Regions from separate parts of the Homo sapiens genome. Here region 1 is linked to region 2. The links are chromatin loops, found by intact Hi-C in ENCODE. Cell type or tissue: A673. All regions are shown on one strand.

The links. Peaks named below come from ENCODE experiments on the same cell type or tissue, not always from the same donor. Only the 100,000 strongest peaks of a DNase experiment are listed, where the experiment ranks them.
Region 1: a loop joins it to region 2, with 5 times the contacts of the local background. A loop is called at or near these places in 2 of 110 quality-filtered maps.

Annotation. Positions count from the first base shown.
Region 1 is chr13:100,305,781-100,308,280 of GRCh38, forward strand. It overlaps PCCA (propionyl-CoA carboxylase subunit alpha), which reads left to right. Exons shown (of 24, transcript NM_000282.4): 15 at 1,412-1,480. Among named protein-coding and RNA genes, the nearest start is that of PCCA-AS1, 170 kb to the right of the region's middle. In A673, no CTCF peak of the experiment used is centred here; no DNase peak of the experiment used is centred here; H3K4me3 peaks cover 1,299 bases; H3K27ac peaks cover 1,581 bases.
Region 2 is chr13:100,391,496-100,393,995 of GRCh38, forward strand. All of the region lies in intron 19 of PCCA (propionyl-CoA carboxylase subunit alpha), which reads left to right. It overlaps LOC124903201 (a long non-coding RNA gene), which reads left to right. Exons shown (of 2, transcript XR_007063854.1): 1 at 1-1,220; 2 at 1,358-2,500. Among named protein-coding and RNA genes, the nearest start is that of PCCA-AS1, 88 kb to the right of the region's middle. RefSeq lists enhancers at 812-2,011, 1,280-1,574. In A673, no CTCF peak of the experiment used is centred here; a DNase peak (open chromatin) is centred at 1,436; H3K27ac peaks cover 2,500 bases.

The DNA.
Region 1 (2,500 bases), 86 kb before region 2:
ATCAGTTTATGTCCTGAAATATGTTTTCAGAAAATAGAAAGCCAAGTATATTTCGTAAGTGTGCTGAATGATTTTTGTTTATAATTAAGATTTTTGTATATGAATGTGAATACGAATACAGATATCTATATTTTTGTTTGTGCTTGCAAATACAGAAATAAAAGCCCTTCAGGTATGTTATAGTGTTCCTTTTACAACCTTACAAAGAGAATAATAGTAGTGTGAATTTTAAGAAAATGAAACTATCGCTTGTCTTCTGATGTCACCGTATAATAAAGCCATCATTATACCCTCATGTGGATATCCTAGACAAGAGGTTCTACATGTGGTCCCTTGATAATTGCCTAAATTAAAATATTAAAGGCCTAACAGCCGCTGTGTTGACCTTTTTCTGCCTTGCTGCAGACAGATGAGCTGCTGTTTATTAGGAAGGCTTCTTCCCACAGGTGGAAGGCTACGTGAGCTTCCGCTCTTCTCTTCCCACCCCTTTACAATGTTGGGCATCAAAGTCCTGCTGTTCCAGCAGCTTTGATTCAGTTCCTCCATCCTCAAGACCCCTAGGATGTGCCTGACAGTCTGAAGTATTTTGATTAGCTTTTAAATACTTCAGATTCCAAAACTTCTTTCTAATAATTTAATAAATGTTCTGTCCTCAGTAACTGCTCATTTTTAAAGTTTTGCATGGCTAACCTCCGTGCCTTGCTGCTGGTATCAAACTGGGAAATGAAAACAAGAATCAGTGATGTACTAACTCACTCGTTGGCTGGTTAACAGCAATCAGCCTCTTCAAAAGAATATTTTGAACTTGTGCTATCCCCCTACCCCCCACCCCAAGAAAATCACAAAATCAGAACTCTAATTGGGGCTTTACAAAGCAAAGCCATAGGAAAAGCTGTGTAAACATGAAAGCCTCAGGGGAGCAACAGTAACAGAAAAATAGTGTTTTACAGTTGAGAGGGTGAGGCAGAAAAGGAAAGTGTTACAGACATGAAAGGCCCAGGCCCACATTCCTATGGAGCTGAGGACCAGGCTTGACGAGGGGCCTCACTGGTGGGCTCAGAAGGGTCTGGCAGGGAGTGCAGTTAGCAAGGGCATCGTCCATGCCATGCTTCAGCTGGAAGACACCATCAGAGAGCCACAGCATCCTGGCATAGTGATGTAGGAAGTCTTCATTTTTTATTTTTTATTTTTGCTGTTTTTTAGTTTCGTCATTCAGTGGCAGAACAAAAAATGTGTTGCATTACATATTAACGGATCAAGATTTTAGATTGTTTTCCTATTTTCCAGAAGTTGAAATGTTATTTGAGATTGAAATTCTCTATCCATTTTCTCCATGGAAATGAAATTGGTGGTTACAAAAAAATATCTACACAATATGAATTACTTTTCTTTTTTTCTTTTTTTCTCCCAGGTCCGAGTGGACAGTGGCATCCAACCAGGAAGTGATATTAGCATTTATTATGATCCTATGATTTCAAAAGTTAGTTTAATTTCTCAATGGATTATTTGATTTCTTCGAAAAATCAATGATATTTAAAGAGTCTGAAACTGGGCCTTTATCTGAATCATAAGCTATAATTAAACAACTAATTATGCACTGATGTAAATGTGAAAGCAGAGCAGGTTTTTTCTCTTGAGAGAAAATTCAGCGTTATGTTAGTTTGTAGTACTCCTCCTCCCCAACTAAATCATGCCACACCATCACACACATGCATGAACAATAATAATAATAAACATCTAACCAGTGGTGCCAGCCTAACTCATTGCCATGAGAAGGAATTAAGGTTTTTTTTGGCCATTGGCAGAAATTACCTGAGATGGAAGTATGAATGAATGGCAAGAGTTGGGCTGATAGGCAGTGTTTGTTAGAGTACTTTTTGATCTTTTCTCTTCAGTTTTTACAAATTACCAATTATTTAAGTAGATGTGATGTAAGAGTATAAGATTTGTTTTGCCCACCTGTCTTTTTGAAGTTTGACTTTCCAGAATAAATGAATTGAATTTTTGGATCTTTAAACCCTTAAAACCGTATAAAGTGTAAAATGCTGTAATAATTAAGATTGTGGATTTTATTTTTATTTTATTATTATTTTTTTGAGATGGAGTCTCGCTCTGTCCGCCAGCCTGGAGTGCAGTGGCACGATCTTGGCTCACTGCAACCTCCGCCTCCCAGGTTCAAGCGATTCTCCTGCCTCAGCCTCCTGAGTAGCTGGGTGGCTCGTGCCACCAAGCCCAGCTAATTTTTTTTGTTTTTAGTAGAGATGGGGTTTCACCTTGTTAGCCAGGATGGTCTCCATCTCCTGACCTCGTGATCCGCCCGCCTCGGCCTCCCAAAGTTCTGGGATTACAGGCGTGAGCCACAATGGCCGGCCAGATTGTGGATTTTATTTTGAAAATTCTGTGTTCTCTGAAATGATACATCTGTATTGAGGAATGATTTGTTTTTCAAGCCTTGTTTCTCAAGATGGCTTTTCCCCAAGTGTCCTTTTTAATGTTATAG
Region 2 (2,500 bases):
AGTCGTGGAGCAGGAGTTGATGGGGTATCAATCCATGTGGTCAGATAGTGCAAGGCAGCTCTGCATGTCCAGGAGGCCAGGACACAGGGAGGCTAGGCGGAGAGGTGCCAGTGAGGGAGGTGGAGATAGGCAGATCCTGAAGGGCCTTTAAACTATGGGTTTCGATTTTATTGTGACATTATTCATTATCTAGCCAGCTTTTATAGGAGCAGTTTATAAAGTATGTTCTAGGGAATACTATTGATCAACACGTTTTTCAAAAGTCTAAATTGTGTTCAAATTGGTGTCTTGTGAGAATTAATAGAATACATATTTAGATCACTTTCATAAATAAATACATTAACATCATATTTTCAGTAAGCTCATATTTGATATCTAATCAAATTCTTTTAGTCATGAATTTGAATGAGAGGTTTTTTGGGTTATTGTTACTGTTTGTTTTGTCTTCTGTGTTTTTATATTTGGAAGCAGAATTAGCTTTTGGTCTCTTAAGTGACCCCTTAGTCACTTAAGATGGTGTTCATTTCCATCATTGTGCTTATCATGCACTTGAGTTCTCGTGTTTATTTCTTTGTCCACTTGTTTAATTTCAGCCTCTTCACACTAAAATAGGAGCTTTGTAAAGGCAAGGACCTAGTCTTGTTCACTGTCACACTTCTTGTACTTCTCAGGAAATATTCATTGGGGGCAGGGTAGAGGAGTTGGGGAAGGAAGGAAGGAAGGAAGAGAGAGAACAGTGAAGCGGGAAGGAAGGAGTTCCAAAAACTGCTTCCCTAGTGGTCATGGAAACTCTTTAATAAATTAGAATGTTGTCTCCAAAAAATACAGGCAGATATGCGTTGACAATTGCCTTTCATACACCTTAACAAACTAGTTACATAATGGGATATCAAAATTCAGTCAATGTGTTTGCTAGTTTAATTTGTTGTGATTAAAGAAAACAATGATTTTATTTATAAATTTAGCACCTAGGAAATGTGATTTCAAATATCAAAGCATAGGCATTTTTTACTCTTTTTAAAATTGAAGGGTCAACAAAATCTGCCTTATTCTTCACAGTTTTTTCTCTGTCAGTAATGTAGCAGTGTGTTAATTTCCAGAAATTTAATCTCTTCTATAAAATTTCCTGTGACCTGAAAACTTTTGAATTGGAGTTAATTTACCAAACTGTCATGGAATGCCTGAAATTTCCTTGGGGCAGAGGAGGTAGCAGAGAGGTGGTAAGTTACCATGTTTCCATTGTGTGAATAACTGATAAGTGGGATTCCAAACAGAATCCATGTAGCGTTTTAATGAATTCACATTTGGAGAAAAAAGTCACAGACTTTCAAAACTTACAGGAATTTGGCTGTCCTAGGGCAACTCCTCACTTAACAGCAAGAGGGGATGAGAAGGTTGAGTGACTCACCCAGGGAAGTGACTCACCCAGGGAAGGTCAAGTGACTCACCCAAGGTTACTTGGTAAGTAAAGAGAGAAGCCAGAAGCCTGGGGCCTCCTGACGGCTCCTGCTTCTCTTTTTACTAAGGTCTTCTGCCATGGGAAGAAACTCTGAATGTTAGCAACCATCTGGATGGTGTTAGTTGTATGTCTCTCTATGTATGTTGAAAAGAAAATGTTGAAGAATTGAATTTCTCCTGCTTATGGGTTGTGTCACATTTAATAGCGTTCTTTAAGAAAAAAACACGATTGCTCAATATGATTATATGAGCTCACCATAACCAATGACAGGCAGAAAATCCTGGGAGGATAGACACTAACACCACATTATCCTGTTGGGATAATATCCCAAATTCTGAATATAACTTTCTTTTACCACTTTAAAGGCCAAAAAATGGCTGTTAAATGGAGTATTTTTGTCAAACCAAGTTTTTAAAGTTTTCAGCAGCTGCTTCTGCTGGCTTTTATTAACTACTGAAGAGTCTTTTTTTTTTTTTTTTTTTGAGATGGAGTCACGCTCTGTCACCCAGGCTGGATTGCAATGGCGTGATCTCAGCCCACTGCAACCTCTGCCTCCCGGGTTCAAGCGATTCTCCTGCCTCAGCCTCCCTAGTAGCTGGGTTTACAGGCGCCCGCCACCGTGCCTGGCTAATTTTTGTATTTTTAGAAGAGATGCGGTTTCACCATGTTGGTCAGGCTGGTCTTGAACTCTTGATCTCATGATCTGTACACCTCGGGCTCCCAAAGTGTTGGGATTACAGGCATGAGTTACCGGACCCTGCCTACTCAAGAGTCTTAATTGAACATCAAAATCCTGGTTTTGTTTATAAGGAAAAAAAGTTAATGGTGCAACTAGGACTAATTCTTTGATTAATTTTTTAACCACTTCTACTTAGCAAGTATATGAAACACATTAAAGACTGATGCATCTGTTTTGTTTTTGTTTTGAGATCAGGTAGAAGATCTACAAAACTAGTTGGAGGCTGGAAAGAAATTTCAGATAGTGATACATAGAAATGTTCTGCCTTAACTCTGAATTTTTAGTCATGAAATAGTGCAAAC